Regions from separate parts of the Homo sapiens genome. Here region 2 is linked to region 1. A link is a contact called in ENCODE Hi-C data. All regions are on one chromosome and are shown on one strand. Each heading gives the region's core, a stretch centred on a gene start or an enhancer-like site at or near the end of the contact. The rest is flanking DNA. Distances are from core to core; before and after follow the strand shown. Region 1 holds the start of DNAL4 (dynein axonemal light chain 4). Region 2 holds the start of ST13 (ST13 Hsp70 interacting protein).

What was found. A loop is a pair of places that touch in the nucleus more often than their neighbours do. Pooled maps may share reads with other maps.
Region 2: a map of naive thymus-derived CD4-positive, alpha-beta T cell shows a loop between it and region 1 (18-fold over the local background). The contact joins the promoter of ST13 here to the promoter of DNAL4 in region 1. A Hi-C loop is called at or near these places in 2 of 168 maps with a recorded cell type or tissue (both naive thymus-derived CD4-positive, alpha-beta T cell) and 10 of 50 pooled maps.

The regions. Positions count from the first base shown.
Region 1 is chr22:38,791,619-38,795,600 of GRCh38, forward strand. DNAL4 (dynein axonemal light chain 4) reads right to left here and starts at 2,525. Exons shown (of 4, transcript NM_005740.3): 1 at 2,450-2,525. RefSeq lists a silencer at 2,267-2,716.
Region 2 is chr22:40,853,884-40,857,993 of GRCh38, forward strand. It overlaps ST13 (ST13 Hsp70 interacting protein), which reads right to left and starts at 2,756. Exons shown (of 12, transcript NM_003932.5): 1 at 2,548-2,756. The coding sequence starts at 2,657. It overlaps XPNPEP3 (X-prolyl aminopeptidase 3), which reads left to right and starts at 3,265. Exons shown (of 10, transcript NM_022098.4): 1 at 3,265-3,362. The coding sequence starts at 3,299. RefSeq lists enhancers at 2,484-3,253, 2,881-3,100, 3,111-3,570.

The sequences.
Region 1 (3,982 bases), core at 1,275-3,774:
TGACCTCAGGTGATCTGCCCGCCTCAGCCTCCCAAAGTGCTGGGATTACAGGTGTGAGCCACTGCGCCCAGCCTATTTATTTTTATTTTTTAGATGGAGTCTCACTCTGTTGCCCAGGCTGGAGTGCAGTAGTGTGATCTCAGCTCAATGCAACATCCACCATCCGGGTTCAAATGATTCTTCTGCCTCAGCCTCCCAAGTAGCTGGGATTACAGGCGCCTGCCACCATGCCTGGCTAATTTTTGTGTGTTGTTTTTTTTTTTTTGAGTACAGATGGGGTTTCACCATGTTGGGCAGGCTGGTCTCCATCGCCTGACCTCAAGTGATCCCTCTGCCTTGGCCTCCCAAAGTGCTGGCATTACAGGTGTGAGCCACCATGCCTGGCCACTACTGTAACTTTATTTATAAACACCGTAAAAAATTTACGTAAATTTAGGCTGCACTAAATTTATAGAAAATATTTTTCTTTCTTCCATAATAAGTTAACCTTAGCTTACTGTAACTTTTTACTTTGTAAAAGTTTTGATTTTGTTAACTTTTTGACTCTTTCGTAGTAACACTTAGCTTAAAACACAAACACATTGTACAGCTATACAAAAATATTTTCTTTCTTTATATCTTTATTCTATAAGCTTTTTTCTACTTATAAATTTTCTATTTCTTTTTTACTTTTTTTTTTTTGAGACAAAGTTTTACTCTTGTTGCCCAGGCTTGAGCGCAATGGCGCTATCTCGGCGCACTGAAACCTCCACCTCCCGGGTTCACGCCATTCTCCTGTCTCAGCCTCCTGAGTAGCTGGGATTACAGGTGCCCGCTACCACGTCTGGCTAATTTTTTGTATTTTTAGTAGGGACAGGTTTTACCATGTTGGCCAGGCTAGTCTCAAACTCTTGACCTCAGGTGATCTGCCTGTGTCGGCCTCCCGAAGTGCTGGGATTAATAGGCGTGAGCCACCGCTCCTGGCCTTTATTTTTTATTTTTAACATTTTTAACTTTTTTGTTAAAACTCAGACACAGATACACTAGCCTAAGCCTACACAGGGTCAGGATGCTTAGTGTCACTATCTTCCACTACCACATCTTGTCCCGCTGGACGGTCTTCAGGGCAATAACACGCATGGAGCTGTCATCTCCTATGATAACAAAGCCTTTTGCTTGAATACCTCCTGAAGGACCTATCTAAGACTGTTTACGGTTAAATTTTATTTTCTTATAAGTAGGAGGAGTGTACACTGTAAAATAACAATAAAAGTGTAGGATAGTAAACACATAAACAAGTAACAGTCATTTATTACCATTATCAAGTATGATGTCCTGTACACAATTGTATGTGCTATATTTTATATGACTGGCAGCACTGTAGGTTTGCTTACACCAGCATCACCACACACGTGAGTCATGCATTTTGCTTTGACATTACGATAGCTATGTAACTAGGTGATAGAAATTTGTCAGCTCCATTATAACCTTAGGGCACCACCGTGGTATCTGTGGTCTTTCTTGACCAAAACGTTGTTATATGGTACATGACTGTATTTCAATCTCCATCTGTCCCCTCCCCACCCCTAAGTAACCCTAACCATGGAAGCCCAGGAGGAAGATCAGAGAGGGTCAACTGGAGAAATGACAGTTCATGCTGACCGGGTTGATAACATTTCCCAGAGAGGGAAAATGTGGTGAAGAGACAAAGGAAAGAAACTAACAAATACTGAATCTATACTGGACTGGACTCTGTACTTCATATTAGCCTCAGAATTACCAAAGGAGATGCACCGACGTATACTGATTTTACATATGCACTGATTAAAAGCGCAGGGAGGGTAGGTCTTGAGACTGGGAATCCAAATTAGGTTTGCCAAGTTATTTTCACAATACACGATACCTCCCATTGGGGAGCACATCCTCTCGGAAGCCTAAAGTTGGGTCAAAGAACAACGACATCCTAGAACGTCAGAGTGGAAGAGGCCTTAGAGATCACTCAACTCAACTTCTCATTTACAGATGGGGAAACTGAGGCCCAAACAGGGGAAATGACCAGCCCAGAATCCCAGTAAGTCGCCAACTCTCCAAGCCAAGAGCGGTCTGACCTAGTTGATGGCGACCCCGCGGGAGAGGGAATTACTCCGCGAAAGGTCGAGGGATCAAGGTGCTGGGGGAAGTCGGCTAAAGGGGGACGCGGGACCACGAAGCTGGGCAGGCCTTGGGTGGGTGGGGAAGAGCAGCCGGCAGAGTCGCGATGGCAAACCTGTCACGACAGAGCTCGCAGGTCCCGAAGTGGGGGTGAGGGTGGGGGTTGAGGATGGGAAGACCTGGGGCAGGGGAACAGCAGGCAGGAGACCGAGGTGGGGCCTCGGCGGCGGGCGAGGCCTCTTCCGCCCTGCGTTGCCTCCCGCCCTCCCTCCGGGCCGGCCCTCCCCGCCTGGCTGCCCGCCGCGCCCCGGGGCCTCACCTGCTCCTGCGGGGGCCGGAGCCGGGGCCGCAGCCAGCGAACCCCCGCCAGGGTTGTCAAGGAGCGAAACAAGAGTGTCTTAGCAACCAGCAAGGAAGTCCTGCCCCCTCACCGGACGTTGACGAGAATTTCACTTATTATTGGTGGATAAAAGTATCAATCAGAGTGAAAGGCCCTTATAAGTCAGGCGTTTGCAAGGACAGGGGCGTGGTTTAGAGGCCAGGGAGGCGGGACTTCACTTATAGTTGTCTTAAGCGTGCCCGAGGAGCAGGGGACACATTGAAGTTCTTTTTCTAGGGAAACAAACTTCGAAAAGCAGTACTGCCTTGGGAGGTTCTTTTAGTCACTTGAAATAACAAATGCAACTTGTTGGTGTCGTGACACTTAGCCACTACTTTATTGGGATCTGAAAAGCCTGATAATAACTAGCATTTTTGTAGGGCTGTACAATTAATATCTCACTTGATTCTCATTACAGTACTTTTAGGTGATAATATTCGTCATCCCATCTGAACTAAAGTTCAGAGAGGTTAAGTAACTTGGTAAAGGATGGAGGTAATCTCCCTGGAGAAGGAACCCAGGGGCTCCTTCCTCTGTGCCACACCCTTGTATGGTCACCTAGCTCTAGTCACTAGGAGACATTTGTACCACCTAATTTCAGACACAGTTGCCCAGAGCCTGCCTTTTCTTCCCCTTGGGAGGGAAAATTAATCCGAAAGTACGGAGAAGGAAAAGGGGAAAGGGGAAGAACTGGCGGATTCTATTATTTGATTGGTAGATCAAAGGGTCAGTTGGGTACTTCGTAGTTTAAACCTTTATTATTGTGATGAGTACTTGGGGTGAAACCCCACTGCCACATTTACTAGCATTGAAGCTGTCTTTGCCAAAATTATAACTGAGGAAATTATGACAGTGAAAGAGATCAGACCTAACCCACTCCATCTTGCCTTTCTAGCCTTTAAGCTGTCTTTGTTCATTCCTAGGCATAGGCTGAACGAACCTTGGGAAGGAATTTAGTTTATAGTTTTACTCTGAAACAAAATTGACAATAGCCCTTTCCCAAAAAGGCTCCCTTCCTGCCTTGGGACCAGTCTGCCTTTGTAGGACTAACAAATTAGCTACAACATTAGAAATTATGGTTTAGGGGTCACACAGCAGCCTCTGGCTGCAAGAGTCTGAACCTTCCCAAATTGCTCCTGGGGATAACATCACTATTGTAAAACCTAAGATCAGCGCTTGAGATATTTTGCAGACCCTGCGCTCGATGGATCAGCTGACACCACCCAGACCAGTAATGTGGCTCAAACAGTTCTGTGATCCCACCCAGGAACAGAAGACAGCAAGAAAACCTCACTTCGACCCCCTCAGTATTCCATCTTCGACTTAATCAATCAACACTCCTCGCTTGCCAAGCCCCTACCCACAAAATTATCTTTAAAACCTCTGATCCCTGAATGCTTGGGTAGCATATTCAACTGCCTCCTAGCCATGTGCACCAGAATGTTCCACAAGCCCTTCAAACTCAGTGTGTCC
Region 2 (4,110 bases), core at 1,506-4,005, 2.1 Mb after region 1:
GAGAATGCTTCTGTCTCTAAAAAGGGAAAAACAAAAATATCTCAAAACACAGTTCTTGAAAAGAACAGTCTCCTGGATCCTCACTGACAACTAGTTCAGAAAGACTTTTAGTATTTCTCTTTGTGCAATTTAAAAGGTTAAACTAATAAATCCTTATATCAAATAAAACTAAGCTATAAACAATGCTAGCAATTATAGCAAATAGGCAGATGTACTGTTCTTCAACAGCTAAGCCTGTGAGAAACACATGTTTTCAACTTGAGTAACCCTAACAGTAGCATCAGGCCTAGGAAGACGTCTGGACCTAGAAGTCTCCACATTCAGCCCCATCTGCCACAATCTCGAACTGCAGACTGATGAAGGCAGAGAGAGAAACTGACACAAACGCAAAGGCCTCAGAGTTTATAAAAATCTTAGTTTAAATACAGAAATAAAGAGAAAAAGCTTCTATATTAAATATCTCAATTTAAGTTCAGAATAAAGTCCCTACATATGCCATGATGCTTCACCCCATACTTCAGCCAACTCAGGATGGCTAAAGAATGTAAGTGGAATCAGAAAGAAAAACTGGAATTACCTATGTTAAAATAAGGTATATGACTATTTCTTGTTTTTGTTTGGGAGATAGTAGTGCCTGACAAATATTTTGCAAACCTTAAAGTGGAATTCTCTACATAGGCACAATCACTCCAGCACAAGTCAGGAGGACACTGTTCTTACACATGCTTTTAATTTGTTCTTCTGTGTCTCCTCTTCCTCACTAGTAAGAATGAAACAAAAACATTGTATCCACTTAATGTAAAGTGGAGCCAGCTCTTGGAGCCGGCTATTTTCTTCCTGTGATACTTGTCTACGTTACCTGGAATTTTAGAAAGAATTTATTAACTGCAGGTTCTTTCCTATAATTAGGATAAAAGCATACAAATATCTTAAGGCTTTTGGATCATCAAGCTGTTCAATAGAGAAAACGACTAAAACCTAGCCCTCAATTCCTAATCCTGACATTTCCCGGTTGAGGAGTTTGCAAAATAGACTTCTTACCAATATTCATAAAGTTACTATTAACATAGTAATATTAAATGGTCTCAGAATTTCACATATAAGTAAGTCTTCCAGTAGTTAGACAATTGGTGGGGAGCTAAAAATTGAAAAACTTCTTAGAGGAAAAAAATACAACATACAACGCTGACAGATTGTAACGAGTTTTTTCCTTAGAACCAGATTGTTGTTAAGAAATATTCTTTGAGCTATTTGGTAATCATGAGCTCATCTTCCCACACAAAAATATCACGCTGGGTGAAGTGGCTCACGCCTGTAATACCACCACTTTGGGAGGCGGGGGAGTCCCTTGAGGCCAGGAGTTCAAGACAAGCCTGGGCAACTTAATGGGACCCCCATCTCTACAAAAAAATTAAATTAGCCAAGTATGGTGGCTCGATCCCGCACTGCTAGCCACCTGGGAGACTGATGCAGGAGGATCGCTTGTGCCCAGGAATTGGAGGCTGCAGTGATCCCGCCACTGTATGCGGCCTGGACAATACAGCCAAACCCTGTCTCTAAAAGACAAAAGTCACTAAACACATAACGTTCACAGCAGCACCTCTTAGGAGTCGCAATGGTCTGCATAGTTGCTATTTATCCCTGTTTAGTGCAATTTGTATGTCATCTTTTCAGTTCCCCATTAGTAATAATTTTTTAAAAAGTCATCTTAGGGAAGACTTCCCTGTCACTTTTTCTCTTCGGTGCTCCTTCAACACATAAAATGCTAATTACTATTATATAGTAAATATCAAAACGAACTTTTCTATTTATTCGTCTAAATAGACAGTACTTATACTGTTTCCTAGCACCAGGCACAATGCCTTGTCAATTAACTCCTTGCACGTAGCGAAGTACTCTACAGTTAAAGACAACAAGATTATATCCTGGAAACATGCCAGGCCTTAAGAAATTATTTTTCTCAGACGTGTTTGGAGTGATAACACTGCCAAGTAACGGAGGTATAATAAGTGATTCTCAAGATAATTAATCCTACGCAGCTACAAACGCTGTAAGGTAAAAACAATCATTTTTACAGTTATCATTTTTATTCTTACTAGTTTTGTAACTTTTAACTTACTAGTGTTATATTATTATAACACGACGTAAAGGAATAGTGCGTAAAGGAACTGCTATGTACCAATGAGACCTGAGCAGGGCACACAAGACTGAAAGAAAAACAACCCCACGCAAAATCTAAGTCTTGCAGTTTTCACTCCTCGCGTCTCCAGTGTCCACGCATCCGCAGTCCTGTTTTTGTATTTCGCCCAAGATACACCCCTGGGCAACCTCAGGGTGCGAGGAACCCAGCTCTGCCTCCTGCTCCCCGCGGCTCCTGTACTACCCAAGGCTCGCGATCTTCCATGACCCCTCGAAGTTGCCTCCCTTTCCCGGGCAAAGAAGGGGCAGCGACCCCGCCTCGCCCGCCGGACCGAGCCAGGTCCAGCCTGGCTCCCCCCTGGGGCCGTGCTTCCCCCGCCCCCAACGGTCCTCAGGCCTGGGTCTCACCTCTCCACCCACTCCCTCAGGAAGCGCATTTCCTCGGTGTGCAGAACGCTCGGATCCTGCTTACACATTTTCACAAAGGCCCGAAGCTCGTTCACTTTGCGGGGGTCCATGGTAGGGAGGTGGTGGGCGAAACTGGGGGGGCTACGGCCCGGTTCCAGGCCCAGGCGCTGGCTCGGCGTGACCGCGCAGAAGGGGGCGGCTGCCGCAAGACAGAACAGACTAGAACCTCCCCGGCCGCTGGCTCCTCCCACCCAACGGTCTCGTGACCTCGGGTCCTCCGCCTGCTCATTCCTACTCCCTCTGCGCTGCTCCTGCGCGCTCCCTAGAATCTTCTAGAAGCGTGGCTGTTCGTGCTGTTGCCTGCCTCCCTGCGCATACATTCTCATATTCTTAACTAGGAACCAGCTCCCTGGATGGGGCAACCCCAGAAATGGGCGACTTCAAGGAGGCGGGAGATAACATCCCCTCCAGGGGGCGACGTCCAAGAGCATATTGTGTGGCTGCGTGCACTGAGTAGAGCTCAACGCCCGGGACCTAAAAAAAAAAAAAAAAAAGGGCGTGGAGCCGGAGGGTCGGTCCCAGCTCGGGGCATGACGTCACAACCTGCGCCGCCGCGCAAGGAAGGCCCGCGAGCCGCCTCCGCCGGAAGGGGAGGTGCGGCTGGCCCGGTTTCCTGGCGACGCGGCCCTGCAGGCGGTTGCGTTCCCCGTCGTTACCCTCTTTCTCTTCCCGACGCGTGAGTTAGGCCGTAATGCCTTGGCTGCTCTCAGCCCCCAAGCTGGTTCCCGCTGTAGCAAACGTCCGCGGCCTCTCAGGTTAGACTCTTCTCCCACGGTCTCCTCCCATGGTGTCCCCTGGAGGGACCCAAGTTGGTCTCAGGCGATCCCTGGTTCGGCTGACCCTTCTCCTGGTGGGGCCTCCGCTCCCCAACCCTCTGTGCTCCGCGGATTTCTTCTATACCGGCTGCTCCTGGAAAGGGGTGGGCCCAGTGTGTTCTCTACCGTTGAGGTATTTTGTGAAGCCGAAATGACTGCAGAGAGAAAAGTGTGCCATCCCCCAGAGGGGCTGTCTTCCAAGTTACTCGGACTCCGAAGTTGTGGCAATTATCACACTTAAGTGACAAAGTGTCTCACATCAAGTAGCTCTTGTTTCTGTTAGGCGTGAGAGCTTGCTCCAGAATATACACGAAGCATGTTTAGTAACAAATTCTTTCAGCAGCTCCTCTTAGGAGAGGTAACTGTTTCGAAATACTTCTGGGGCGTTCTGTGTCTGAAAGTCCTGTTTGCAAAGACAAGACGAAGGATAAGGAGAATAATTTTTTGTAGGGTGTCCTCTATTGCGAGCAATTAATCTGATGAACATAAAGCTTAATCAGTGAAAACTGAATCACCTTCCTTGCAGGCGGATCTGCCATTGGATCGTATTTCAGTTTTTTGGGTCAATATATGAACAATGTGTGAACCAGAACGTATGGTATTTGACATCAAAGCTATGTCTTGGCATATGTTTATGTTGATATACTTGAATTCATTTAAAATGGAATGTTAATTACATCGACTTCTT